Linked DNA regions of Homo sapiens: all the other regions are linked to region 1. The links are chromatin loops, found by intact Hi-C in ENCODE. Cell type or tissue: A673. All regions are shown on one strand. Region 1 has its middle 240 kb from the start of MIR3668. Region 2 overlaps LINC02941 (long intergenic non-protein coding RNA 2941). Region 3 holds the start of LOC105378023 (a long non-coding RNA gene). Region 4 has its middle 240 kb from the start of MIR4465. Region 5 has its middle 94 kb from the start of LINC02941. Region 6 has its middle 570 kb from the start of GJE1.

The links. Hi-C counts contacts between places; a loop is a spot of excess contacts. Peaks named below come from ENCODE experiments on the same cell type or tissue, not always from the same donor. Only the 100,000 strongest peaks of a DNase experiment are listed, where the experiment ranks them.
Region 2: a loop joins it to region 1, with 13 times the contacts of the local background. A loop is called at or near these places in 6 of 110 quality-filtered maps.
Region 3: it touches region 1 in a loop (6-fold over the local background); 2 of 110 quality-filtered maps call a loop at or near these places.
Region 4: it touches region 1 in a loop (5-fold over the local background); 12 of 110 quality-filtered maps call a loop at or near these places.
Region 5: a loop joins it to region 1, with 5 times the contacts of the local background. A loop is called at or near these places in 35 of 110 quality-filtered maps.
Region 6: it touches region 1 in a loop (5-fold over the local background); 7 of 110 quality-filtered maps call a loop at or near these places.

The regions. Positions count from the first base shown.
Region 1 is chr6:140,439,388-140,444,387 of GRCh38, forward strand. No RefSeq gene overlaps it. Among named protein-coding and RNA genes, the nearest start is that of MIR3668, 240 kb to the left of the region's middle. In A673, a CTCF peak has its summit at 2,080 (motif pointing left); a DNase peak (open chromatin) is centred at 2,064; H3K27ac peaks cover 2,663 bases.
Region 2 is chr6:140,045,182-140,050,181 of GRCh38, forward strand. All of the region lies in intron 1 of LINC02941 (long intergenic non-protein coding RNA 2941), which reads left to right. The region is part of intron 2 of LOC107986652 (a long non-coding RNA gene); the gene reads right to left. Among named protein-coding and RNA genes, the nearest start is that of LINC02941, 71 kb to the left of the region's middle. In A673, no CTCF peak of the experiment used is centred here; DNase peaks (open chromatin) are centred at 1,150, 2,300, 2,820 and 3,277; H3K4me3 peaks cover 308 bases; H3K27ac peaks cover 5,000 bases.
Region 3 is chr6:139,521,311-139,526,310 of GRCh38, forward strand. It overlaps LOC105378023 (a long non-coding RNA gene), which reads left to right and starts at 3,513. Exons shown (of 3, transcript XR_943067.2): 1 at 3,513-4,446. In A673, no CTCF peak of the experiment used is centred here; DNase peaks (open chromatin) are centred at 1,491 and 2,891; H3K27ac peaks cover 3,632 bases.
Region 4 is chr6:140,919,305-140,924,304 of GRCh38, forward strand. It overlaps the pseudogene RPS18P10. Among named protein-coding and RNA genes, the nearest start is that of MIR4465, 240 kb to the left of the region's middle. In A673, a CTCF peak has its summit at 2,508 (motif pointing left); a DNase peak (open chromatin) is centred at 2,507; H3K27ac peaks cover 949 bases.
Region 5 is chr6:139,879,786-139,884,785 of GRCh38, forward strand. No RefSeq gene overlaps it. Among named protein-coding and RNA genes, the nearest start is that of LINC02941, 94 kb to the right of the region's middle. RefSeq lists an enhancer at 4,414-4,954. In A673, CTCF peaks have their summits at 2,048 (motif pointing right) and 2,062 (motif pointing right); DNase peaks (open chromatin) are centred at 2,086 and 2,756; H3K27ac peaks cover 4,282 bases.
Region 6 is chr6:141,559,961-141,564,960 of GRCh38, forward strand. No RefSeq gene overlaps it. Among named protein-coding and RNA genes, the nearest start is that of GJE1, 570 kb to the right of the region's middle. In A673, a CTCF peak has its summit at 3,057 (motif pointing left); a DNase peak (open chromatin) is centred at 2,991; H3K4me3 peaks cover 1,085 bases; H3K27ac peaks cover 3,583 bases.

The DNA.
Region 1 (5,000 bases):
TGCACACACGACAATTTAAAGATATAATTTTTGACATGTGAAGAGTGGAAAAGATAACGCTTGAATCACTAGAATATTTCTCAGTCCATTATTATAAATAGGTGCATGTACCTAAATTAATAATCTTAATTACATATAAAATTTTTGAAATTGGCTCAAAATGTTTATTAACTATTGACTATCCCATTGGGAAGTCAGTGAAAACTTTATATCCATGTATTTGGCAACATATTTTTAATTCTATGTGTTACATATGTTTTTATGTCTTACTTTAAGTTTATTGTGAAATACAATAAAGATATATCAAAATGAATATTCAAATTTAACTATTAACAGATATTACTACTATTCATATTCATAATGCTTATTACCATTCATTATAACATTACAAGTTACTGAAATATTTAATGTTCAAATACGTTGTTCTTGAACAGGCATTTATGTTAAGTTTGTGTAAGTGATGCCATGTTCCACTAAGACAAGACCGAGATATTTAGTTCAAAGGTGACATGTCCTCTTCAATAAGTAGATTGTTATTTTGGTTCACGGTGGTGAGGTGGAGATGGGGCCAACATTAAAGAATCAACATCAGTTTCCTACATATTTTTAGGCAGGTTTTATTTTTCAATAATATGACACACTTCCATTTTTATTTATTACATATTTGTTTCTATGTATCCTGTAAAAATATAAACAAAAAGAAACCCAAAACTTGCACTCACTATTAAAGACAGGAGTCAGGCTTGAGTTCCTTTTTTTCTCCCTCCCTCTCTCCTTCTTTCTCCTCCCCCGCTCTTGCTCTCTCCTTTCTCTTTTTCTTTCATTTTTTTCTTGCTTTCTTTCATTTTAATACCCTTGTTCCCATTGCTAGTATTGTTAATAGAGTCTTATTTGCAATGACTCAACAGTTAAGTCTCTTTCTCCTCATTTCATTTTTTGCAGCAGTGGTTGTCAGGCCAGTGAAAATGAAATGCTGCAGTTGACAGTGTTTAATATTATTTGTTCCTATCACTGTTAACACTTCTATTATTATTGAAATGTTTAGATCAGCACTGTCAGTTCCAAAGGACCTGCTGACATACCAAGGAAAACTTTGATAAACAGCTCTGCTGTATTTCTCTATATTCTTCATAGTCCTCGTTTGAAAATCCTTTCTTGTTCCTTGGAGTAATTTATTTTGAAGAAAAAAAAAATCTTGGTTTGTTAAGAACTCATCAATTCCTGCTTCTTATTTTCCACTTGAAGTTTTAATCCTCTGTTTCTAACCTCACAATCGGTTGCTGTGGAGGTGATTAAGATGTCACAAATATAGGATTATTGTAATTCTGGGTAGAGAATAAGCCTGAGATGATTTTCTAAAGAACAAAGAGGTCATTTTCATGTAAATATATCAACTGCTTCAAAGTGAGGAAAGGGAATGAAACAGAAATATGAGATCTAATACTACCGGTTATAAAAGAAATGGATTAAAATTTCATATGAAAAATTAATAGCTCTGAAAAATTTATACATTATGATTTTTATGATTTTTTGAGTTCTGTGTTTCTTTGCACATGTGTGGGTCTGTAAGCTGAAAGCATGTGTGGGTCGGGATAGCCTCCTAAATACAAACATCTAATTGAATGTAATGTGTGACCTTGAACAAAGACCAATTTTTCCTTTGATTTGTAGAAACCAGTGTCATTTTATAATTATACTTCGTGCCTTCTGTTGCATTTGAAAGAATATTTCAGGACATCACAATTCCCCTGAAGTTGTGTATCCTGTATCAATTACATATTAGATTACAGACTTGATATTGCTTTTTCTAAGTAATTTAAATCTGGGAAGTTACTGAGTAAGTTGTAAATACCTTCTGAGAATCTTCCTCTTCTTCTTACTCTAAGTATAGTAGGAAGGTATTTCCCAGCCTAAGGCACAGAGTAGGCTTTTAGTTAATACTTGTCAAGTAACAACAGGGGACAGACTTCTCTGCTTCTGAAGAAAAATGATGCCTTGACAAACTTTTGAATGGTAAGAGTTACAGAGAACTTTTCCTCCCCCGCCTCCCAGGCCATGGCATTTTATCGCTCCACTGATGAGCATACAGCTCCATCTGGGGGCAGGGCCAGAATGGAACATTTTCTCATAGTCTTGGTCTCTTGGCCACATAGCTGTCATCTTTGTGCATCAGTCAGGCGCTCCCTTCGTCACTAGCACTGAACTGCTCATGGAAGAAAATTTAGTGCCTTGCGATTGGGACTAGCTCCAGCTACCGCATTTCAGGGCATTCCTTAGGATCACTGGGGGCATCATTATGATCAATTCCAAAGGATACTCTTGAGGAGCCCTAAAACCTTAGACTTAGTGATAATGTAATATTTTCCTGCTTCTCTCTTGTTTCTGGGGCATCTCTTTCCTCTGGTTTTCTTTCTAACTCTTGTCTTTCCTTGCCAGTCTAATTTGCACATCACTTAGTCAGCTGCTCCACAGATCGTCTGTATGTAACCCTTTTCTCTTGTCATTCTTCACCCTTCTTTATAAAACGATATCCACACTCATATCTTAAAATAACTTCTTTCCTCTGATGGCTACCACATCTGCACTTAAATCCTTTTCCTCTTGAGATTCACCCTGCAAGTATAATTGTGTCCTACTGAGTTTTGTTTGAGTATCTTGCAGGTAATATGCTCAAAGTTCTTCATCTTCCCAACTAAATCATATCTATCTTTTTCTAGTTTGGAGATGAAATGTTACCTTCCTTTTTTTGTGTGTGCCCTAATGTTAATTACCCCAATCCATCAACAGGTTCTGCCAATTCTGGTTGCTCAAGAAGTCTCCAATCTGTCCTTTATTTATGTATCCTCACTACAATAACCATAGTGATGTTCTTATATTTGGCTACCTGGACCACTGCAACAGCATTTTAATAACCACTTCCCAACATTTAATTCATCCTTTCAACTGCAGAGTTACTGTTCTAAATAAGCAAGTCATTTATGTCATCATTCTGCATTAAACACTTAAAATCTTCCCCATATCCATCAGGGTCAGTCTGATTGAGTGTTTAATGTTACAGAGGCAGACAGTCTGGCTTCAAGTGCTGGCTCTTCCACTTAGCAGTTGATGAATTTGGCCCATTTATTCAACCTCTCTGTGCCTCATCTTCCTTACCTGTAAAATGGTGTTAATATTGAACTTACAGGCTGCCCAAGGGAAAGACATGAATGACTTTCTATAAATGTGTAGTGCAATAACTGTTGGCCATAGTAAGTACTTAATAAATATTCATTATAGTCATCTCAATCATGATCCCCATCATTAGTATCGTCATCATAATCCTCATAGGTGCTATGGTCTAAATGCATTCCCAGCATTTATACATAGAAACTTAATTGCCACTCTGATCATATGTAAAGACGTGGGACATTTAGGAGGTAGTTGTCATGAGTGTGGATCCCTCATGAATGGGATTAGAAACCTTGTGATGCCTTATAAAAGAAGTTGAAGGGGCCGGGCTCAGTAGCACACCTGTAATCCTAGCACTTTGGGAGTCCGAGGCGGGTGGATCACCTGAGGTGAGGAGTTCGAGACCAGCCTGACCAACATGGAGAAACCCTGTCTCTACTAAAAATACAGAAGTAGGTCAGGCGCGGTGGCTCATGCCTGTAATCCCAGCACTTTGGGAGGCCAAGGCGGGTGGATCACCTGAGGTCAGGAGTTCAAGACCAGCCTGGCCAACATGGGGAAACCCCATCTCTACTAAAAATACAAAAATTAGCTAGGCGTGATGGTGGGCGCCTGTAATCCCAGCTACTCAGAAGGCTGAGGCAGGAGAATCGCTTGAAGCCAGGAAACAGAGGTTGCAGAGAGCCAAGATCGCGCCATTGCGCTCCAGCCTGGGTGACAGAGTGAGGCTCTGTCTCAAATAAATAAATAAATAAATAAATAAATAAATAAATAAATAAATAAAAATACAGAAGTAGCCAGGCATGGCAGTGCATGCCTGTAATCTCAGCTACTCTGGAGGTTGAGGCAGGAGAATCGCTTGAACCTGGGAGGCAGAGGTTGTGGTGAGCCAACATGGTGCCATTGCACTCCAGCCTGGGAAACAAGAGCAAAACTCCATCTCAAAAAAAAAAAAAAAAGAAGAAAAAAAGTTGAAGGAGGTGTTCTTTTGTGCTTTTCTTTTCCTTCTTGTGAGGACTCACCAAGAGATGCCATCTTGGCAGCAGAGAGCAGCTCTCACCAGACACAAAATCTGCTAGCACCTTGACCTTGGACTTCCCCTCTTCCAGAACTGTGAGAAAAGAAATTTCTGTGATTTATCAGTTTCCCAGTTTCAGGTATTTTGTTTTAGCAGTACAGACTGAAACAACAGAAAAAAAAGACAGTGACATTGCATTCAAGACTGTCCACATCTACTAGCTTTACAGTCTCCTCCATAAATAAACACTCCTAAAGCTTGCTTCTCCCTCTGGTCTAAGAAGGCATTTTGTTGTTCAAATGGGATGCATACTCTCCCTGCTATTCCCCTTATCATTCCCTTTATCTTCCTATGAAAACTATAGCTTATCCTCTGAGCTATTATTCAAATTCAGCTCTGTGCAACTTTTCTTTATGCACATAAGAAAAGTTGGGTGTTCATTTTTGTGTTTTCATACTACCATATGAATATTTCTAATATTGCCTTTCACACATCAGTTTGTCTTTATTGACTACGTTATTTATTATTAGAGGGCTATGAAGATGTCGTAGAGCAAACATTGAGCTTTATTCATATCTCTAGTGTTTTGTACAATGTCTGGAATATCGTAGATCTTCAAAATCATTTTAAGTGCATGGTATACACTCACTGGTTTTACCTTTAAAATTGACTGTTTGAAATAAGCATATTTTTACTTAAGCAGAGGATCCAAGTGGGCTTTAGAGGAAGTCTTGATTCAACATATACCTTCTAAAACTCCCTCTTGTGTTATAGTCATACTCTACTGATCTCTGTCTTTATGACACACATTTCT
Region 2 (5,000 bases), 390 kb before region 1:
ATCCATCTCTAGAAGACAGGCCTGACCCTGATCCAAATGTTCCTACAGTGTGGAAGCAGGAGTTCCAGAAGATATGGATTCATAAGAGGACAAATCTAAAAATAGGGAAAGGGAGTGGCTATACCACATGTGTTCTTACAGACCAATCCCAGATTAGTCATGCTTCCAACTAGGGTGAGGGGTGAATAAGGTGAGCATGGGCCCCAGTGACAAGCCACAGGCAGTGGGATGTTCTCATCTTTCGCTGCCAAGTGGGATTTGGGGAGCTAAACACACACCACACACACACACATGCACACACTCACACATACACACCAACACACAGAGACACATACGCACATGCATGCATATGCACACCACAGCACACACACACACCCCACACACATACATGAACAGATGCACACACACACCACATACAAATGCACATACACAACACACAAGTGCACTCACACAAACACACTCTTGCCTTGGTTTCATATGTGTAGCTAGAGTGACAAACAGAACAGGGAAAGGAAGCTCCCCCCAAACAGAGGCCTTTATTAAATTTATAACAATTGGGTTGGTATAGAATAGAGGTTCAGTTAACATTTCTTGAATGAATTACTGCAGAATGTATTGAATATTATCTATAGGTGAGGTTTTCCATATTTAACTCTGCCACAATATAAGAAAAATGACATTCCCTTCACCTGTGACCTGAGAATTCTTCATTACCAGATCCCATTTTTGAAAGCATGTGCCTTGTTTGATCTCCTCGGGACTTGATGAGGCTGACAAGTGGTCTCCTATGTTTAAAGGGAATTGCTCTACCTAAAGACTGGGGATCTATGGGAAAGGGAGAAAGAAAGGCAGAAGGTTCAGCAAGAGGAGAAAATGCTTTGTGTTGTAAGATATGACTTTCCATCCTGGAATCATCCAGATCTTCACTGAAGTCTGCAATGCCCCGGATTACTTCTGTATGAGTAAATTTCTCATGGAAGTTAGTAAAAGGGGTAAGTTCTGCATTCTGGGGTCAAGGGACTAAAACAGTCTTACTTCATCTAGGCAGCTGTGGCTGAAATTAGGTTGTGTAAGGCTGAAATTAGGCTGAATGCAACAGTCAGCACCCCTATTGATATGCAACCGCAGAATCTATCAACTCATCTAAAAGCAAATTTTTCAACAGAGCCTGTTGATAATGTAACCAATAGATAATGTAACTATCTACCCTACTCAAAACTAGGCTAATTCCTCAAGGGAATTATGACATTACATAATATGCCTGGTTAGTATGGCATTACATCAGCAATGCAATAATAAGGTAATAAAGTTATCAGAACTTCCCTTCCAAAATATGGCATTTTAATCCCTGAAGCGTGAATAGAAATTAAATAATACTCAAACTTTTTATTAATTTTTAAAAGTTATAATGGATATTCCAATTATTTTGTGTAAATTACATTACCAATTCTAAAAGTTGCATAAATTTTTAAATTTCTGGAAGGAAGACTGTTGTGATTTGACTTGCAAATATTTTTAGCAAACAAAACAAGCTTCAGAAGTTGACAAAAATGGGTATAGAATGTATACAAATATAAAGTGTTAGTTAGCATACTGGGATAGCTAAATCTTCTGTGAAGCTGAGAGATTTGTGCATGCAAGAAAATACCAATTTAGCTGCTATTGTTTGCAAACTTTAAAAATGTATCTCTTCCCTTCTATCTGTGCTCCCACCAGCTTAGAATGCCTTCATTTTATCCATCTTTCATTATTAAAAACAAATTCTCTCTGGTACTCAAACTCAACTCAATCTCAGTCTTTTAAAATACTCTTCTATTTAAAAAATAACAAAATCTTTAAAGTGGATTCTAATGGCTAATTGTAGTTTTCTTAAGCATAAATCACTCAGATACTGTGTTCTCTGAGTTATTATATGATTCCGAACGTCCTTTTTATTACCTTTGTTCTTTCAGACTTGGTTGGATAAACAATTCATGTGACACATTTTCTTTCTCCAGAACTTTGTAGGATTTAACTTCAAATATTGCTGCAAAGAAGTTTCAGGGGATCCTGATTTTGTCTTCTGGTATGTGACATGGGTTTTCTGGAGGTAGCTTGAAAAAGGCTTTATCTTTGAAGTTCAATAGTGGACCAAGATATGTTTTGGCTTTAAGTGTTTTGTAAAAATTTTGCCTGGATTAGAGTGTGTTCTTTTTATTTTTAGTTATTTTTCCCAATTATCTCACCAAAATTTTCTTGTTTTATATTCTTTAATATGTTTTTGGTTTCATGGTTGGCTTTGTTTTCACAGGAATTCAGTTATTTTAAGTGGGTTTATCTCTCTTGAATGTGGTCACATTGTTCGTTCCTTCCTTCCTTCCTTCCTTCCTTCCTTCCTTCCTTCCTTCCTTCCTTCCTTCCCTCCTTCCTTCCTTCCTTCCTTCCCTCCCTGTACTCTGTTAGAGGTAAACTGCTGCACTTTTTATTTACAATCCCTCTTTCCTCCAAAATATTTGAGGCAGCTTATAAAAAACAGATATTCTAAAACTATTTAAGCAAGGGCAAATGATGTGATTATGAGCTTTGAGTGTTTTGTATTTATTTATTCTTTTCTCCTTCTTTTGTACGTTTTTCTTCATTCTCTATATTTATTATGATTATAAAAAACAATTTAGAGCAGCAATTTTATTTTAGCTTTGTCTATTGTATTCCTTCTTCCTTAAAATTGATTAATATGTTTCATAATATTCTTGCTTTGGACATCAATTTTACTTAATGCTTGATGCTTCTATTAAAACATATTTCCATTTTCTTTTTTTAAATTGAAATGATCTTCTTCTTACCTATTTCTATAGCATAATGCAATGCATTTATGGAGATGTTTTTTCCTTCCTGTGCTATGCTTTTTTCATACATGTTTTTTCTTGACTTGTGCATATTTTATGCTATTTTTTACTTACCAGTTATTTATTGATTTTTTCCCCCTATAATGTCTTTCAATTGTTGGCACTCAGATTGTTTTAGCATTGCTTATACTTAATGTGAATTATTTGGCAGAGGTAATCTGATTTCCTAATTTTGCTGATAAAATGAAAAAAAAAAGTTTTTTATTTCTTTTCCACCATGATTGCTATCTACTTTTGTTGCTTTGAGCTACAAGTTGAGAGTATGGGAGATGAAAAGGTGATAAGCTAAGGTTGTGTTGAACATCTTAAATCATGATTTTCTGTAGACATTAAGGTTTGCATATTGTTCCCACAGTGAACCCCTGCAAACTTAACTATCCTCATTTTTTCTTAATTTCCTCCTTTCCACTCTCCCTCCCAGGAACTACTTTCACTTTTTTTCAGTTAGAAAAAAAAAATACAAGAGTACAATTTCAATTTGCTTCTTCAAAGTTTGGCAGTCAGTGAAAATCATTCGTATATTATCAACTCAGCATTATTACTTTTAGAATGCTGGTGAAAGTTTAGAAGCCAGTTACGTTGCCCACACTGCTCTGCTCTATTCTAGAATCTTCTGTTGCTTCATTTTGGTTTCTTTGCTTGTTAATAATGTTTTATAGTTTCAGTTGTGCAGCACTCCTTTTTCATTGCTGCTGATCATGATTTATTTTATTCTGAAATTTATTTATTTGTTCATTTGTGAAGGCATAATGGAAAATGTAAATGATGTGATCTGATGTGGCTTCATTCTTCCATTTGCTATCTTTACCCAAACTTTCAACAATCAGGTTTTACTTTATTATTTACAAACTTATCTAAGGATGTATTTATTTTAAAAATTTCACTTAAGAGCCCTTAGACAAGTCCTATAATTTATTACCTGCTGAATAAAGTAATTTTTCTTTTTTATCTCATATGACACTGTTTAATGTAAACTACATTTTTATATTCAGGGAGTATTGTGTGTGCGTTCATTCTGTCTATGTTTTTTTGTTTTGCTGAATTTGATCATGGACCCTCCTATTTCATTTTAATAGCTACCCCTTTTCATTTGCTACTTTCATATGCTGATTTCATATCATGCTTCATATTCTTATGTTGTAAAGGTTTTTCCATTATCAGTGAAGTAATGGAAATTAAAATGCTGTATAGAGACAAGAGATGAGGTTTTATTTAATTAAGCAAAAGTAACAATCCAGACTGCACATTGAAAGGCAGAGGGTGGGGGAGAATATTATGGGAAGCCCTAATAGATAAGAGGAATGCTAAGGGTTGATTTAAGAAGGAAAAATAAACAAAGTTAAAGTCAGAATGTTTATTTTGAATGGCATTAGTAAATGGGGAAAATTGGTGGAACCGATTCTTTGTTATTACGTGACTCATAAAAAATATTAGGTTGCCTTGATTTCTGCTTCTTACCTTGTGGCCTTGGTTTGGTTTATACACCCTCATTGTCAGCACTGGCTCTCTATAATAAGCATAACCATTACAGGTGGCCATAGTTGGGATCTGAGCTTTTCTATAGCATCTTTAGTTCTGCACAGCAAGGGCCACTAGGGAAAGGGCAGAGAAGGGTGGAGAGGATGTCTATAGGTAGCAAAGATACTTTGAGTTTGGAGAATAATAATTATGGAATTGTGGCATGTACGTTACTTGTGCTTTTTCCTTTGTTTTTCTGATGCCTAAGGTGGTTGAACACAAGTTTTTCCTGTTGCGTAGCTGGTTACATTTTCCACTGAGCCTTGCAGCTCTTGTTTTTGAGAGAAAAAAAGCACTAGGAAATATGCAAAATCTCCTTGAGTGAATAATGTGAATTGCAGAAAGGATCCATTGACTTCCTTCTCAGCAGTGATTTTCTATCTGAGTGGCTGCTGGATAGTTAGTGCATAAAGCTATGTTGGTGCTGGCTGGGTGCAAATTGCCTTCATCTGAAGATGCCTGCTTTGTACCATTACCTGCCTACAGCAAAACAGAGCCCCTCCAGTAGAGAAGTCTCTTTAACCAAATATCAAACAAATTAACCTTTTAGTGTGCTCCTAGGAGCCTCTCAAGAGAAGGAACACTTCAGTGACATCA
Region 3 (5,000 bases), 920 kb before region 1:
CTTTGAAAGGTGACGTGTTTAAGATTAGATGGCTAACGTTGTGCCAACCCAGGCCACCTGCTTCCAGGCCCTGCCGCCCCCATGAGCTCTTGCCACTGAGAATAACATAAGGCAGGGAGATGTTGAGAAGCTCTTGAGTTTTGCCTATTTAGGTAGAAGTCTTCTTGGTGGCTTGCTTGATGCTTTCACATTTACAGAGTGTTCTTGTGGGCATAACCAACACGTGCTTGTATATATGGCACACATGTACTGGCATGTAAAGTAATAAGACACTGTAATGAAAGCTCTTCTTCCAAGTAGTGCCAAACCATCACTAACCTGGCCCATAGGCTTCAGTGAGTAAAGAAAATCAAATGTGGTATCAGCAAATATTTAATGTGGGAAGAAGGCCCTAAGATTGGAAAAGGTGGAGGAAGGACAGATCTTCAGCTTTCTGTGCCTTCCTTTGGCCATGGGATTCCAACAGCTGTGCTCCTGGCTTATTTACAGTGAGAGGTTGTCTTGCTCTTCCTTTCATCCTCTTATTCCCATCCTCCAACTCCTCAAGAGAGTTCCAGAAGTTCCTGTCTGTAGTCTAGGGAAGAGGTAAAACACCTCTCTTCAAATTTGAAGGAAAAAAAAACTTGGAAATAATCTTTAGTTGATCATATATCTTATTTCCTATTTTTTTATGGGGATTAGGCTATGGAGATGGTTAACTGGTCTACAAATGAAAAACAACAAGAACAACAACAGAAACAAAAACAAAACCCCTAAATCTTTTTTTTTTTTTTTTTTTTTTTAGATGGAGTCTCTTTCTGTCTCCCAGGGTGGAGTGCAGTGGCGCCATCTCGGCTCATGGCAAGCTCCACCTCCCGGGTTTGCGCCATTCTCCTGCCTCAGCCTCCCGAGTAGCTGGGACTACAGGCGCCCACCACCACACCCGGCTAATTTTTTGTATTTTTAGTAGAGGTGGGGTTTCACCGTGTTAGCCAGGATGGTCTCGATCTCCTAACCTCGTGATCCACCTGCCTTGGCCTCCCAAAGTGCTGGGATTACAGGCGTGAGCCACTGCGCCCAAACTAAAACCCCTAAATCTTTTGTAACCCCTCTCTCCTGTGTACATTCCTTGGAACAAATCCCACTGGGTCTTGGCTGTGTTCCTCAGGCACATCGTAGTGTGTGACATTCCTCTTTTAAACCATCACAGAACTACTGAATTGAGGGTGACCCCTGGTCCCCTGGCCACCGGCATTATGGCAGTTCCTCTTCTTTTGTTCCACTTTTCAGGAAAATTCATTGCCTTCAGGCACAGGTCTTCCTTCCCAAAATAGTTCAAAGTGTACATCTCTTTTCCAAAATTATGTAAATCTTAATTTGTAATAAAATCACATGAATGAGTTGTGGTAAGTTTTTGGCAGGGTTTAGAAAATAATGGTTTCATTTAAACATGAATCACTAAAACACTACTTCCTTAACACAATTAACTCAAAGCAGCCCTTATTGCTAGAATTAAGAGATTTCCTTCACAAAGCTCCCTGCCTTATACCGACTTCCAGTATAGAGACCTAGGCACCATAAGTACAGAAATTTGCCTTAACAAATCATCTTCATTTCCCTAAAACATAGGAATGTTTTCCTAAAAATCTGTTCCTTCTCATTATCTTCCTGAAGAGGTCTTCTCAAGTTTCCAGAGTATTCATAGACTGACTAAGACATGGGTAAGTAAATATACCAAAGGTGAAAAAAAGGAAAAGTTGAGGAATGTCATTTCCCCTGAAGGAGATTTTTCAATAAGCAGGTGAGAGGTATGGGAATGTGTTTAGAATGTGTTCTAAGAACGTTTTGTTCTAAACAGGACTGGAGTAGGGTGTCTGTAGTGATGGTGAGACCAGTGACCCCTTGGCAGTGTGAAAGTTGAATGAAATATCAGTGAGAGTTTTGCTTGGCCATGGAATCGTTGTTACATAATGTTGCTCCTCAGTGACAGAAAGGAAAAATGGCATTATTGTCAAACAATATTTGTTTTTAAACCTAGGTAGACTTGACAATGTTTAAGATGCTAAAGAAAATTAAAACTCTTTCCCTTTAGGGAAATTAAAGTTTGAAAGACAACATGATTGGCAACCTGTATAGTAATTTTTATTTCTGTTTTCCAAATAAAAGAAATTAGAAGACTGTACCTTTTTATTCTCTGCCCTCTGACACTGATCTTTTCTTTCTTCTGTTGCAAGTAAGTGTTTGGTGGTGAGGAAAGGTGAGGAGGTGTATGGGCGTGAGGAAAGGTGAGGAGGTGTATGGGCGTGCTTTCATTGTAGAAGAGACAAGGCAGCTGATTAGAGAAAACAAAGCTGGTTGGAGAAGAGGGGTGGGAAAGTTCATTCATTACATTTTTAAAAATTAGGATATAATGGACTAATTATAAAATGTCAAGATTTCACTAACACATTCCATGTTTCTTTTCTATTAAGAGAAATTGTAATAATTGTTGAGCTTGCTTCCTTCTTTTAAGTAGGAACCTATGATCTTCTAATCTTCATATGGGATGCCTTTTATGTTGAATAATGTCTAAGGAGCAGAGCAAAGCTCTAAGTCACTATTAACCCTATAATAAAGCAGAACACACAAAATGATGGATTTTGAAGGCTACGTTAGAAAATTACATTTTATTTATTTAATGTTTGACTAGGTTGAAAGACACATGATACCCAATATTAAAACATACACAGTGAGTCCATTTCCCTTCAGTCTGCTGCCCACAACCACCGAGCTTTTCTCCTCAAAGACAATCATCCTTATCATTTTATTTTATTTTTTCCAGAGATAGTTTATTAGAAGATTCTTTTAAAAATATTATTTGAATGCTTCTGATGACATCAGGTTATGAGGCTTAACCTTTCCCCACCGGGGAAAATTTCTTGGCTCCTTTTGGGCAAAAGGGAAGAAGATAAGCTCAGATTTCCTTTTTCCTTCCTTCCTTCCTTCCTTCCTTCCTTCCTTCCTTCCTTCCTTCCTTCCTTCCTTCCTTCTTTCCTTCTTTCCCTCCCTCCCTCCCTCCCTCCCTCCTTCCTTCCTCTCTCTCTCTCTCTCTCTCTCTTTCTTTCTTCAGGGTCTCACTGTCACCCAGGTTTGAGTGGCACTATCTTGGCCCCCCACAACCTCTACCTCTCGGGCTCAAGTGATTCTCCTGCCTCAGCCTCCAAAGCAGCTGGTACCACAGGTGTGCACCACCATGCCTCTCTAATTTTTTGTATTTTTGGTAGAGATGGGTTTTCACCATGTTGCCCAGGCTAGTCTTAAACTCTGAGCTCAGGCCATCCACCTGCCTCGGCATCCCAAAGTGCTGCGATTACAGGTGAGAGCCGCTGCGCCTGGCCTCGGATTTTCTTTAGAGAGTGACTGCCTCATGACAACCCTGAAAGGTAGCTAGAGCCAACTCTACTTTCTATATAAGGAAAATTGTGATTCCTGGGTTTAGAGCCCCTTCCTCATTTTCCTTGTGTTGCAGTGGTGCTCGGCCAACCCACAGGGCTTCTCTGGCACCAGCTCAATGGCTCTAGTGTAGGTGCAAATTGGTTTTCCTGTTTTGAAACCATGTTCCAAAATAGCTTGTAAGGGGCCAGAAAACTTCAAATGTATACTAGCAATGCCCAGAGTTCTAACAGAATTCTGAGTGCACGAATACAAATAAGCACACGACCTCCTCAGGTCTCACTGCCCAACTCTGATGGCAGCTTGAATGGGCTCCACAATTCGTAAAAACTCTCAGGAGGAGAGGTTGGGCTCATTTCTTCTATTTAGCCACAATAAAACACATTAAGAATGGTGGTGATTTAAGACAGATTTGCTGGGAGTGTCTGGCAATTGTTCATCATCGTTGATGCTTTTTATCTGCAAAGTTTTTGTCATCCTTGCCCCATCTCCCAGTGCACCCCATTTCGTTCTTGAGGGGGCACTTCTGGCAACAACAACGATGAGGCATCTGAGATTGTCAGCTGCTCTCTCAGTTATCGGTGGAATTTCACTTGTTTGAGTTTTCTTATTTGTGCACATCTTGATTTGGTTATACATGCCCCAATTTCTTTCAGGCCTTTGCAGATTTGGCCATGATGGACTTATAGCATTTATTTTAGAATTGCTTTTAAAATACGGATCATAAATAGTTTCTGAAGCATTCAACAGAAGGACATGTTGTTCCCTGTTTGTATCACGATGTCATGTTGGATTGTCATTAATAATTGGTTTGCATCATCCATGTGCTACTACCCCCACTTTCCAAGGGTAATAATTTTGACATTATTTTTAGTCCATCTACATAGTTCTGAAAACAACCAAGAAGAGGAGGAGTATTCTTTTAAATGACATTCTTTCTGAGCAGGGGCTTATCATCCATCTGTGTTCACAAAGAATGAAGTGTTCTGTTGTTTATCCCTGATGCTGCAACACTGGAACATTCTTCATAGCTCTGTAAGCACCTAAGAATCAAAGCCCATAAATATAAATGTATGTAGGATGTACTTTTTTTCCCTTGTTATATTAAAAGCACAGCAACATGTCTGACCCAGATTAGTATTTCTTTCTTTTCCTTTCTTGTTTTTTTTTTTTGAGACGGAGTTTTGCTCTTGTTGCCCAGGCTGGAGTGCAGGCTCACTGCAACCTCCGCCTCCTGAGTTCAAGCAATTATCCTGCCTCAACCTCCCAAGTAGCTGGGATTACAGGCATGCACCAACACGCCCGGCTGATTTTTTGTGTTTTTAGTAGAGACGGGGTTTCTCCATGTTGGTCAGGCTGGTCTCGAACTCCCGACCTCAGGTGATCCGCCCACCTCGGCCTCCCAAATGCTGGGATTACAGGCATGAGCTACCACGCCCTGCCTCAGATTAGTATTTCTCAGGATTAGAATAAATAGGCTTTTAGATTACTTTGCAACTATATCAAGGTTAATTGGAATACCCTCTTAAATATTTTATTCTCTCAGTCATGTAATAAATACTGTTCTTAAGAGTAATATTCCTTATTTG
Region 4 (5,000 bases), 480 kb after region 1:
TAGAGAAAGGTCAGTCTGGTACTGAAAATCTTCTTCATTTTTCCTTTTCTATTTGTTCCTCAGGGTTTGTCACCATTGAGTGATAAAGGTGTCAGGTCCCAATTGTCAGTTCATTGTTGGCTATGTGGATTTAGAATACATGGTACTTAGCAATTTTTGAACTTAGCTGTGTGCTTCAGGCACAATTCTGAAACAATAGGAAAAGTTTTGCAAAGCTATACATACACAAACATAGCCTTAATTTTTTATAAAAATGGGACTTACTATACAAATTCTTTGTAACTATTTTTAACATGTATTATATCATAACATTGTTCTATATTGAGCATCATTAATAAAACTTTCATCTTTTCTACATTACAATGATAACACATACTTCTCTTAACAATTGAAATGACATACAAATATTCCTTGATTTACAATGAGGTTATATCTAGATAAACCGGTTGTATGTTGAAAATATTAAGTCAAAAATGCATTTAATGCACTTAACCTTTAAAACATCATAGGTGAGCCTAGCTTACCTTAAATGTGCCCAGAACACTTCCATTAGCCTACAGGTGGGCAAAGTCATCTAACACAAAATCCCTTTTATAATATCTCTTGTAATTTATTGAATACTGCACTGGAAGTGATAAACAGAATGGTCGTTTCAGTTGTTTACCCTTGTGATTGCGCAGCTGACTGGGAGCTGTAGCTCACTGCTGCTGCCCGGCATCCTGGGACTGTATCCTGCAGCTAGCCAGAGAAGAGAGCAACATTCAAAGTATGGTTTCTAGTAAATATGTATTGCTTTCACATCATCATAAAGTTAAACAATTGTATGTCGAACCATAGTAAGTCAGGGACCATCTGTATTGCAAAATGCATAAAAGCCATGATAGTTATCTTTCTCTACTTCTCTTTCTCATCTCATTGAGATAACCAATGCTAATAGCCTAAAATGCTCACTTTCAATCCTTTTTTGTTGTTCATGAATATATATATATATACAGGCATATATATTTACATATATTATATCCACTGTTTTCTTTGTTATTAAAGTAGAATCATATGATATACACACACCTTTGCAACTTTCTTTTCCCCTGAAAGAGTGACTCCCCATCAGTTGGAAGAGTAAGATTTAACAGTTTTCCAATACAATTGTCTATAAATACAGATACATGTAGACAAATACAATTTTATTTAAATTAGGTTTTTTTCATGGGCACACCCGTTTCCTTCCCTCTCTTCTCTCAGGCAGTCTGTGCCAAAAAAAAAAAAAAAAGCAAAACAAAACCCTCAGGTATATAAATCTTTTCTTTTTTCACATAATCTTCCATACATTTTTTCCCTCTTTCACTCACACACCTGCATGAGTGTATAAAATAGAGCAATTGATAACTCCAAACACTCTTTTCTGCATATTACCTTTAAAAAAATCAACAGTAAGGCTTCGAATGATGATTGAAAAGACCCAGTTCAAATATACAGCTTCTCCTCAGATCCTTGGGGCCATACCAAGATGGAACACATTTATGGGGCCAATATAAATCTTTCTCCAAGGTGTCCATTAACCCTCGGATCTCTGAAGAGTAAACAATCAGCAGACTCAATTCAGACTCTGCTCCAAGGCTTTCCAGATTGTCCCCTAAAGCCTCCAGGTTACCAAGATCTTGTATTTCTCAAACAGCGTTTCTCAAACATTTGGTTCAAATCCCTTTATATTCTTGTTATTCAGGACCAAAATACTTTTATTTTTGTGGGCAATATCTCTGAACATTGATCGTATTAGATATGAAAACTAAGAAACTTTGAAAATATTTGTTCACATTTAAAACAGAAATAATAAATGTGTTACATGTAAACATACTACATTTTGAAAAATATTAAGTAAATTAATGCATAATAAGACTATATGCTATACTTAGGTGTTGAATGTGGCTATGGAAAGTTTTATAAAAATGACAGATGAATAACAACTCCTTTTCTGTTCATACACCTACATTAACTTTTTTTTTAAAATGTAAAGGTGTATTCTGTATTACAATTGTTCCTGGATAGAAAATAATTAGCCTTGACTGTTATGGAAAGAAAATAGAGATGACTAAGACTCCAAATATTTGATGAACTACCTGTTGTCATCAAAACGTTCTGAGAGAAATATAAAGTTGTCCTATCACAAGCACATACACGCTATGCATTACAACAGGACCTGTGTTGCAAACTCTTTGTGGCCTCTCCTCAGACATACGTTCATAAATTAGATGGTTCTGGCTCCCTTACATGTGTTCAACTTACAAAACTTGCCACTTCTTTTTGAAGAGTACCTAACAACTATGAACCTATCTACTCCCTCACTGGAAGCTTCTTCCCATAGTAAAAAAGGTGATTTGTTTCCTTAGCTTTGACTCATGTTAACTCTGTGACCATCTACCTTTGAGTGAAGGCTGGAGAGAATGAGTAAGTAAGTGAGTGAGTGAGTGTTTGTGTGTGTGTTTTATAGGGAGATTGCTGGCAAGGAGCTCCTCCTAGAGGTTAGGGAATGCATCTCCCAGTATGTGAAGTTATAATTGTTTTAAGAAACTAAATACAATGTCAAGCGTGCATATGCTCTGTTAGTATAGATGTATATATAGGAAACCAAATTTTTTTTCTATGTGTGTGTAAAAATTTTGTCTTCAGAAGTTGTGTCTTCAAACATTTGGGGTCTGTAAGAAAGTCACAGTAAATAAAAGTCATCTTGATCAACTGTGCCACTTTATAAGTAAGAAAAATAATAACAATCATTTGAAATCTGTTGGCTATCAGAATTTTTGAAATCTTGGACATATATCCCCCAAGCACAATGTTCCACCTTTCCATTTTCAGTGGTCAAAAATTTTAAATTGAAGTTTCTTAACTAGAACTTATGACAGAGATATTTAATAAATAAATTTAGATTTAAAGAATTCTTACAAAGACAGTATAGAGAGTTCCAGTATATCCTATGCTCAGTTTCCCCTATTAACAACTGAAATTAAAATAGTACATTTGTCATAGTTATTGAACCAATATTGATACAACATTATTAACTAAAGTTCATTTTAGATTACTTTTTTAGATTCCCTTGGTTTTCCTGTTTTTTTTCATATAAATTATTTATTAACAGACAAGGCCCACATGCCAATTTCTTCTTGGACACACCCACAGCAGGGCCACTGCAGCCAGTGGTCTTGGCGTCCTTGCCTCAGACATGAAGGCCCCAGAAGTGGCACAGCCCTCTATTGGCCTGAATCTTCTTCAGTCACTCCAGATCTTCACAGACCTTGTTTTCCAGACCATTGGTCAGGACCTGGCTATATTTTCCATCCTTTATATACTTCTGTCTGTTTAAGGACCAGTCTGGGATCTTGTACTGGGGTAGATTTTGTATAATGGTGATCACAGGTTCCACCTCATCCTCAGTGAGTTCTCCTGCCCTCTTGGTGATGTCAATGTCTGCTTTCCTCAACACCATGTGAACATATCTTCAACCCACACCCTTAATGGCAGTGATGGCAAAGGCTGTTTTCCACCGCCCATTGATGTTGGTGTTGAGTATTCGCAAAATATGCTGGAACTTCTCAGGGATCACTATGGATATGGCAGCAACACAAGTGGAGGTGTGGAGGCCACCTGTGGAACAGCTCAATTTTCCTTAACGTCCTTTTTCTGTCCTAAAATCCCAACCAGCATACCACATTACAATTAGTTGTCCTGTGTCCTGTGTCTTGTTTGTGATAGTTTCTCAGATGTTCCTTGTTTTTGATGACTGACAGTTTTCAGGGTTACTGCTCAGATACTTGGATATTTGGTAGAATATCCCTTAGTAGAGATTTGTCTGAACTCTCTTTTGTGGTTAGAATGCACTATATGTTCTGGGCAGTACTATAGAGTTTTATTTGGCCTCAGCATAGTAATCATGTCAGAGTTCCTGGCTCATGGCCAAGTTTCCCAAGAGATGGTCTTCAAGTAGAATACGCTTAGCAAAAGGTGATCAGGAAGTTCAGAGTTTCTAAGTGCTCAAGGGTGCTTTAGAACATGTACATTTTCAGGAAGTTTCTGGACCCACATAAATATTGTATTTGTTCCTTGTTCCTAGGAGGCTATTTAATATTATGTATATGGAAGGACAATCACCAAGAAAGTTAACCCAATACCCTACAAAGATAAAGTGGCTTTACTGATAGGATGCACATTCAACCCAATTTGACAGGGACATTTTCAAATTCTAGCGGTTGTCCCATTGTCATTTTTAATAGCCTCTGCTCTTAACTTAAAAATGCTGTAGGTTATATACTACATTTCATCATGGATTTATTTCCTACTGCTGCTGTAACAAATTGTCACAAATACAATGACAGAACACAGTTTTTTTTTTATTGTACAGTTTGGAGATCAGAAGGTAAAAGTCAGGTTTAACAGGCTGAAATCCTGATATATGCAGGACATCAGCAGACTCTGTGGAGAACCCATTCGCTTGCCTTTTCTCCCTTCTATTGGCTGTGGCACTCATGCAAGGTAAGATATTTACAGGTTTGAGGTATTAGGGTGTGGAAATCTTTGGAGTATCATTATTCTGATCACCATACACTGTAGTAACAAAGAGCAATTAAAAGTTAAAAAAAATCAGTTTTGAGCCATGAAGCTTGTGGGTTTTGGGTATAAGACTTAACTCTGATAATGCATTTAAATGTAACTCATTGCCCCTCCGTGCATTTTTATCATTCATCTGCTGTTCAGATATAAAAAGATAAATTATAATAATGTATGATAACTTTTGGTGATAAAATGCTGTGAGAAGGCAAATAGCATAAATTTATGACTGTGTTTATTAGCTACACTCCCCTCTCCTAACATTGCAATATGGACCAAGCAAAAGCAGGTGAGTTTATGTGGCAAAATCGTAAAATTTCCAAACAGAGTTTCTTGAGAGTTTCAAGGTCTCAACATTACGTTATTGGTTTTCTGCCTTACTAATTCTGTGATGTCCTAAT
Region 5 (5,000 bases), 560 kb before region 1:
TCTAAGTCCACTTGAATACTTACTTAGCATCCTTTGCATATAAAGTCCAAGTAAAATTCATTTAGTTTCTGTATTGCCACTTTGTCATTAAATCTCTCTTTTGGGTCAAATTTTTCTCTCAGATTTGCAGCCACTGCTTCTCTTGACCTCCATAAAGCAGGAAATGTCCATGTACTGCCAAGTTTTCAGAGTCCTCGCTGCCCATAGCAATCAAATGAGATGATTGCCTCAGTCCTAAGCATTGGTCTCAGAGAAGGGTAGAGCATACTTTGAACCGGAAAACCAAACCAAACAAAAACAAACAGCCACGTGAGGTATGTGAGATGTCAGTTTCTCTTTGGAGAAATGTAAGATAGAAATCTGACTGTAAAGCTCTATCTTTGAATGAAGGTTTCTGCGACTTGCTTTTAGGGTCACACTGTCCCTTCCTTGGACTACTGGGAATCATAGCCCTAGCAAACTCAGTTTTCCCTGATCTGGTGATAAAGGACGCAAATTAAAATTGCATTAAGTTCTTTTTGATTCTCCAAAGTTACTTCAAAATAGTTTGTAAATAACAAAGCTATTTTTTAAAACACCCCCTTCAAACCAATTACAAACTATTTTGAATAGCTTGAATATTTGCTTCAAATGATGTTCAGGATGTTTTACAACACCTGGAGGACAGCGCTATACTTGAGAGTTGACTACCTTAAATTGGCTTTTTCAAGCAATTCTTTACGTGACTTGTCTGCTGTGCTTGCCCACACGTAGTAGCTTCTGAATTGTTGCTTTAACCACATTGACTGATTTAACAAAAGAGTTAAAACATCATTTAATTCTGTTGTATATTTCAGTTAATTCTGAGTTTTTCCAACTAAAACAGAATGGGTGGTTGAGTATTTTTCTTTTGCAGATTAGTGCCCAACCTTAAAATTTACAGAGATTCACTGGATTGACTTGGAAGACCACCAGTAATCTCAGAAGTGGCTAAATAACCGGGACAAAAGCATTTACCCAGAAGTGGCTAAATAACTGAGACAAAAGCATTTATGCCTTAGACATGTTTACAGGATGATGGGTCTATGCTGTTTTTTTTTTTTATTTCCTGCCCCCTTTCTAGGAAAATGCAAAAAGTGCTTTTCTTTACACCATTGGACAAATTACTTCAGGATAAATTGAATCCTGTTTACAGTCCAGTAGTTTTATGTAATCAGTTTTTTAAAACCTGAGTTTCAAACAGAAACGCCTCAATCATGTCAAAAACCTGAGTAGTTCTAAGAGTCCTCCTTCTTCTAAATGGTACAGCTGTAAAGAGCAGTGTGACTTTTGTGGGTCCAAGCTCGGGCTCTACTCTTTACTCAAATGTGGTCTTGAACAAGTCCCTAACACTCTCTCAATGTCAAGCCTTCATTGGGCATAATTATATTTACCTTGGTTTTTTGTTTGTTTGTTTTCTGAAAGTCAAATGGCACAATATGAATGTACTCTGTATATTTCAAATGTTAAAAACATTGAGTTGTGGTTTTAGTAATTCTTCTCTTCTTCATAAAGTGGTCAACACCATCACCAATGAGCAATCCTCTTTGTGAGCTTTATTGTATCGGCAATAAGCTGAATGATGGCAAAAGGAGGACAAAGAGGGCTGTCAAATGAGACAAAGGGAACAGTGAGGGCACGGGAAGAAAGACTGGCATATGGTGTGGAGGGGGAGGGGCAAGGCACGAAGATACCGGTCAGTGGAAGAAACACACACATGCACACACCATGCTTCTCCACAAGTAGCTTTTATGTGTTAAAAAAAAAAAAGTGGATAGTAGGGTTAAAATGTCTCTGATCTTTTTTGCCAAATCTTGCCCTATAAAACCAATTGTCAATTTCAAATTGACAGCTGCAGCCCTGACTGCTTAAACAAATGTAACCTCTGTCTCATTTTGCCAGTAAAAAGAAGTCTTTAAATGATATCTTTTAGATTTGTTCTTAGGCCTTTACATGTAACTATCTGTAAAAAAATCTGTAAATCCATCAAATGCAAGGTTTCAGGTGGTGCTCTGGCATGCTGGATGTGTAAGCAGTTCTGGAAATGCCCTCCAGGTGGCATTATCAATAAATTTTTCAGCCTCCAAGTATGGTCCTAGGTCTATTTGAGATTCTGGTTAAAATGCAGATTCCTGAGACCCACTTCAAACTGACCAAATCAATGCCAGTTTGGGTAGCACCTGGGCATCTGCATGCTGTATGAGATTAGTTTAGGGGATTGCTACTCACACGCCAGAGTGAAGATCCCTGATCTGGTCAACATAGGCACCAGCTACAGGGCCCTGGGACCAGATCAGCCTCAGCTGCAGCAGCACCAGGCTGCCTGGGAAGCCCAGCGCTCCTGGGTGGTTGGTAAAGAGTCTTTTCCCTGGAGGAAAGGTAAAGAGTTCTCAGCCCCTCATCTTCCTCAGTCCCTTCTGAATTAAAAGATTGGAGACACTCCATAGGCAGGTTCCTCTCTTGTTTCTTTGCCTTTTATTTATAATCTCGAACGTCACTCGAACCTTTCTGTGTCAGCTTGCTGTTTTAGTTTTGGTTATGATTGGTGAGTCACAGAAAACACAAGCCATTTTTATCTGCAACTAGGACTACTCTCTGTGCATTTGGGCTAAAGGAATCCCTTTTCACCATTTAGGAGGAATGCTGAAGAGAAAGAAAACTTGATATTTAGCGCAGGGGCTAGTGTCATGCATCAATATCTACATCAAAAGACCAGAGGCTTCGGGCCCTCCCCCGCTCACTGTCTGCAGCCTTCACAAGCCTCAGCCAAAGGAAATGGGAGGAAGTGTATTTTTCATAGGAATTAACTCTTGCAGCCAAACAGGCAAATCAGGTGGCTTTAGATTCTTTACCTCATAAATGGCTATGTTGTGCTTTCCTTGTCCAGACTGGCGTTCTGTTTTGTTATAACTTTGCAAATTCAATGAATAGCTTGTAGGTGGGAGGGAAAGAAAAAGCCCATGGAATCTTTATTGCTTTATTTTTAAAAAAAATCCATGGAGTAAGAGAAAGAATGTGACTGCATTTTTATTTATGGTCAATAAGCCCAGATGAATATGTGGTAAAAGTTGTGCAGACTGTCACAAAGCAAATCACCATGTCACAAGAAATATTATTAAATTCTATAATTTCCTTTTCTGAAAGTAGTTCCTCTGTATGGAGTTGGAGAAAGAAAATTACATTCAATATTCACCTTAACTGAAAAGCAGCTGAGTGTGGTGGCTGGTATCCTATAAATAGCAGATCTGTGACCTCATTCCTGTTCTCTCTCTGCCTAGCTGTTTCCAGTTGCAAGTAGAATAGAAAATTGTCAATCATCTGGGCATATAGGCCAGCTTATTTGGATAAATCTGACCCAGTCCTTGTTTTTCGTTAGTGATGCAGGTACTGTACCTCTATTTAAGCAAAAGCCTTCTATGCTCTGTGTTTGTTGCTTTTTGCCTGCACTGCCCAGGTAATTGCAGTTATGTGGAATTGGCCTAACGTGACCTTGGAAAACTGCTTAACCTTTTGGAGCCTCAGGTTATTCATCTGTAAAGTGAATATTGTAGCTGCCTCTTGCTCATTTCAATGGAATGCTTTGAGAATTGATTTGATAGTGTGCATAAAGCAAGTTGACCTCCTCAAAAAGGAATACAATGTATGATTTTATTTCTGGTCTCAAAGCTAGCAGGCCAGGCCTCTCCAGTACAACGTGGTCATTATCTGTGTTTTTGGACTGCCTGGAGAGGAAATTCACACCATTCAGGGCAAAACAATCCACTCCAGTTTCTAAATGGTGGGGATTGTCTATCTATGGAACACAAATTCAACAGATGGTTGCCAACCTTCCACTTGATTTTGTGGCCCTTTAAACTGTGTTCATTAAAACTTCAACTTGCAGACAACTTTATAGAGACTTGGAGGGATGTATGAATGACAGTTTTTGATATAAAGGATATAGCCCATATGAGACATGAATGTCTCTGATTCTCAGAAGACGTTGTTAAATTAACATGTAAAACAGCAAACAAATACTCTATCAGTAACTAAAAGTGCATGAATTGTTTCCCACATGTTTGTGAATATCCTGCTGATGTCAACACTTTGGAACTTCACTAACAAGTATGTTTTGAAGAATTTGAGTACGACCATGTTTCATGTTTAATTTCAAGTTCCTTTTTTTCAGAAGGCGGAACACAAACTCGAACCAAGGTTTTGGGGAAACAGAGACTGAATCTGTTTCTGTTTTTGTTTTATAAACTTTACAGAGATATATAATGCCATAGCACTTTTTATTTAAGGCTGGCAGAATTTGTTTATTCTCCTTTTCTCGTGTGGGCATGCATTCATACATGTATTTACTATTTAGCCTGTGGAGTTTTTATTTATTTAGCAAATGCCTTGTTTTATTGAACATTTTGGCTATTTTCTTGGACCATTTTGTTGCAAGAAATAAATGTGATACTTTAAATGATTTCTTTCTTTTTCTATCAACTTGGGAGCCAAAATAAAATTGACATTCTCAGAAAACAAAGGTGCTGTAGAACTCGAAAACATTTACCCTGAAATAAAAATTTGTATTTACTTAGAGCTCAGTTTCTGTTGAAAAACAAACATCATAGACCCTCAGAAAAAGAAGAGAAGCCCCCTGCTGACACATTCTCTTATTGATTGATGATGTTGTCTTGGCAGAGCAGCTTCAGAAATGCAATCAGGGAACAAATGGGCCTGGTTTTATTCAATAAAATACCCTCTTAAAAAAAGAAAAGAAATCTTAAAATTCAAAGAATTGTATTTGAAACTGGTGAAATATAATTCTGTGAGTTTATTCTTTGAAAAATAAAGAAAATGGGATTGTTCTTTGGCCTTATTCCTATGACATAAATCTGATTTGAAGGACACTGGGCCATACCATAAAGTGTAACATTGTTCAAGAGATACGCATAAATGAGAGCATGGTTCCTCAGTTTCCTACTGTATCTGCCCCTTCTGAGTCAATC
Region 6 (5,000 bases), 1.1 Mb after region 1:
CACAGGTACACACATAAGAGGATAACAGTGAGGAGAAGGCCAAAGCCCAGTTGTGATTCTTTATTCCTTTTTGTCACTTGTACCATTGTATTCGGACCCACGCTAGGCATTTAAAATAAAAATCAGACTACTTGCCAGGTGCACTGCTCATGCCTATCCCAGCATTTTGGGAAGCCAAGGAGGAAGGATCACTGGAGGTCAGGAGTTTAAGACTAGCCTGGGCAACACCATGAGACCCTGTTTCTACAAATAATAATAATATATAATAATAATAATAAAAATCCAGGTGTGTGGCATGTGCCTGTAGTCCTAGCTAACTGGAGTCTGAGGTGGGAGGATACCCTGAGCCCAGGAGTTGGAGGTTACAGTGAGCTATGATCACTGCACTGCACTCCAGCCTGGGTGACAGAGCAAGACCCTGTCTCTAAAAGTTACCTGAGATATTCCTAGGAAAGTATTTTACTTAGATACCTTTAATATTTTCACAACCTTTCACAGAATATGTAGTAGTAATGATGACTAAAACTTTAAAGACCATAAAATATTTATTAACAATGGCGTTCTATAAAGTCTGCTGTGGTATACAGATTATCAGAGATTTTTCTATACAATTGGATTGTCTATGCTACAATCCAATGGTTGTTCATGATGCTTCTAATCCCAGATTTACAGACTTAGCAAGAGTATGGCTTATGCTTTAAAAAGTTTGAATAGACTACTCTCATTTTACAAATGAACAAAATACTTGCTTCCTAAAGTTCAATTTATAGTCTAAAACAAACACGTGAAGAAAGTTAAGCTTACAAATTTTAAGCAAAGAAATGAGGATTTCTAACCAAAGTTTCAACTAAAATCTAACCCAGGTATATGTGGGCATGTGTGTGTGGTATGCATGTGTGTGTGGGTATGCATGTGTGTGTGGGTATGCTTGCTCTGTTTGTGACACTGTATTCTTTCAACACATTTTGATTAACTGACAGAATGGTTTTCAAACATTTGTCTCCAAATTCCTAACCGGGATAAACTATCTGATTTCTGAGATATACATCAGGGATCAGTCCACTGTCTTTATAAATTACAATTCATTGACTGTGTTTTCTGTTTCCAATCTCATCAAGAAGTACAGTATCTAGTTGTACCATATCTGACTACTGTCTGTCAACAATTGGATCTCTTAGTATATTTGAAATGAGAAGCTACAACACAGTGATTGTGTCCTTGAAATAAGATTTCAAGAGTCTTTAATTCATGTTCTTTATTCCTTGCCTTCTTACTCTGCTCTCCATCACTCTTTATTCCTTTCTTCAATATTGAGACATACACAGAACATCATTTGAGGAATGGAGAATTGAGTCATGTGCCATGTTTGCACATAGCTTTAATGTGATTGTCTATGATTCCGTAGGCAAACATAAGAACACCGAATTGCACACAAAGTCTGTAATCATATCATCTGTGGCTACAGATGGAAAACAGCCTGCACAAACAGGAGGTATTGTTAACCAGGTGGATTTCCAGTTTCAATATGTTTGAACAAATTTTGGGGTAACACAAAGACATTAGCAACTGGGCAATGCTGAAGAGGCGTCAGAAGGCACTGTCAACTCCAATCTTAAACATTTTTCAGAAAATTAAAGAATTATTTGAATAATCTTAGTATATCTGAGCCACCTGTTTGTGTATTTAGCTTATTTCCTCATATATTTATTTAAATTTTTTAAATTTTTTTGGATACGTAGATGATATATATATATATATATGTAGTTACAGAGCTAGTGAGATATTTTGACACACGCACGCAATGCGTAATAATCACATCAGGGTAAATGGGGTATCCACCACCTCAAGCATTTATCTTTAGTGTTACAAACAATCCAATTATACACTTAGTTTTTAAAAAATCTACAGTTAAATTATTGCTGACTATAGTCACCCTGCGGTGTTATCAAATATCAGATTGTATTCATTCTTTCTATTTTTTGTACCCATTAGCCATCCCCATTTCCCCCCCATCCCCCATACAGCTTTTATTGTGCCGCCAACCTCCTCTCCTCTCTCTGAGTTTGGCATTCCCTGTGACATGACCTGTAATTCAAAGAAACAACCTCCAAATTAGCTGGATGCTCTCAACCTCTAAAGAGTTTAGAATCAGGAAACATCATTATTTATGCCACGTCTGTTCTCATATCTTATTTGCCTTTATTTTCTTTAACAATATCTGGCTTTTGCACATTCAATGAATGCCATGATCGGCAGCAGAGGAGTGGATGGGTTTTCCTGCGATTGTCCTCCCCTTTTCCCCACTGTTTCTCACAGAGGTGACCGCAGTGACTTCCTGACGCTCTCTGATAGGGAAGCTCCTCCACCTCCTCACCAGGCTGCCTGGCGCGCTCAGCCCATCCCGATTCCAGGACGTCCCTGTCCTCCCCAGGGCCTCTAACAGGCAGCATTGGGTAAAACACCGGTTTCAACTTTCACCTTCAGGACCACTTCCTTCCTAAGTGCCTTATTCAGCAGGAAAGGGAAACCTGTGTTGGGGTGTGGAGTTTTCCTCTCAGATTAGCATGCTTCTCTGGCTGCTGGCAAAATTAGAAAAGCGTCGAGGATAAAATGGCTTTATTTTATTTAATGTCACCAGTAGGGGAAATTTTTAACATCGACACCCAGCAAGCCGGCCCCCTTAGGCTTCAGAAGTCACCCCCGCTTTTCACAGAACCTATATAACACTTTACCTCTGAAAATGATTTCTGACTATGACCCGGATATCAAAATTAGGAAACAGCCAAAAAGCATTTCCTTTCTTTTATGTTTTTTTTTGTGCCAGTTGCCCTCCCTGAGTCTTTTCATTTACCCTGGCAGAGATTTGTCTCTTTGCCTTTAAAAGTTAAATCCACCTTCATCGCACAATGTAGAAAGAAGTGAAATTAAACTGCAGTGTGTTCCAGAGGAGAAAATCTACTTTTTTCATCTCTCAGCCCTACTTTAACTTAAACTGACCTAATTACAGCCCACACCAGAAGAAGCGGAAGAGCTGAAGGAGCGCTTCTGCCACCTAGTGGAAAGATCCTTGAACTGTGCATGGAGACTTCCACTTTTTTTTTTTTTTTTTTGCTTTATTTTTGAAATGTCTGGCACAGAAGTGCAAATGACCTTCTCTAGTCTCTGCATGAATACTGAGGATATGCATCACACACTGCTCTGTTCCTTTGGAAATTCAAAATGTAACGGTCTTCTAAAGAACTCTATTTAGAGAAGGTTGAATTAATGGCTCTTCAGATGAACTATACCTTGAAAACTATTTTATTAAGACCATATGACATTTCATGAAAGTTAAATGGAAAACGATAATGCAAATATTAATACCCTTTAAAGCAATGTTTTAAATATTATGTCTTGGATTTAATGTTTAGGGATGTTAGCACCCTCCCCACTAAATCAATTACTCTTCCTCGTAGCCACTGCACGGTTTAGCTAGCTGAATGATTTCTTCAGTGCAGCTCCTGGCTTGTTTATTTGTTTGCTTTTAGGAGTGGTACTGGACATTTAAGAATGCTTCGTTCTCTTCTCCTGGCTTCATTAACGAGTTATTGATCAATGACTTGAAAGAAAAACTTGGATGAAAAATTTAGTCAGCCCTGAATCACCAATGCTAATTAAAACCAGGGAAAGGAAGGAAAATGAAAGACGTTTACAATGCCCAAATCTCGGGGTAGCTGATCTCCTCCTTCACCAAAGCATCAATACAGCAGCCATGAGCTGCTCAGCCTGGCATTTCTGCCTGTGTCATTGAGCAAAGAAATGTCCCCCATGCAAAAATATCCTTGAGCATATAAAGCAAAGGAATCGGCTGTGTGCAGTGGTTAAATCAATTCTGGAATCATTAGGGTAAGTAATGTGTAGGGTCACACTTGCATCTCTTTTAACAAAATATTCAAATTGATGTGATAATCTACATTGTTATATTAGGGCACACTTCAATATCCTGGCTACAGATTGCTTATCATATTAAAACTAAACACAAAATTGGTTTAAAAAAAAGAAAGAAAAAAAAGTTTGTCATTATTTATAAAGACTCCATGAATAGCTAAGGTTCTCATGGTCTTGTTTAGAGTCTTGGTGATGCAAGAGAATATCTATATGAGTTATAGCTTAACAAACCTGTTTTATTTTATAAAAACTTAGCTTGTATTTAAAAAGTTTTCATTACTTATACATCAAATATGAATTCGAGAAGCAAGTACGAGCCAGTCCCTGTAGTAGACACACGGTTTACATAGATACAAGCAAAAATGAACAGGGCTGGGCTCTGATACGGGTTAATTTGATTCTTCCTTAACTCTCTACACCATGGACACTAACATAAGAAATGATGTGTATATACTGCACAGTCTCTAAAAACCACTCTTTTCAACTCTGCTTGTTCTATCTTAATTCAGATCCTCTTTATTTTTAGCCTTGATTATTTCAGCTGCTTTATTTCCTAGCAGGTCAACCTATGCTCAGTTTGTGTCTGAGCAAACTTGAATTGTGTCTACTACAATTCACATTCACTCTTTCCACACTTTTCAGAATCATGTTGTCTCTAGTTAAAAGCAGGTATTAATTAATTGATAAATTTTAAAAGGCCAGCTTAAAATCTTCCAAATTATGGCCAATTGAACTGATTTACTTCATAGAACTCTCTTCCTACAGCCAGCTTGGTGCTAATGTTTACACATAAGTTGTTTCTTCTGAGAAAGATTTCATGATTATCTTCTCAAACATGAATAATTTTCTTGAAACTTCCTTAAGATGGATTTATATCATTTTCTGCATTATTTCACTTAGTGCTTTCTACCTTGGACAACTGTTATCTCCTCATATAAATTTTACATTAAAAAATAAAACCTGACACCAAGTTTTGCTGAACTTGGCCACGAGTACTGAGAAATTCCAGTGCAATTTCATAGAATTCTAGGTAGGTAAAATGCTAATGACTTTTCTAAGAGTTGTTTTTGCCA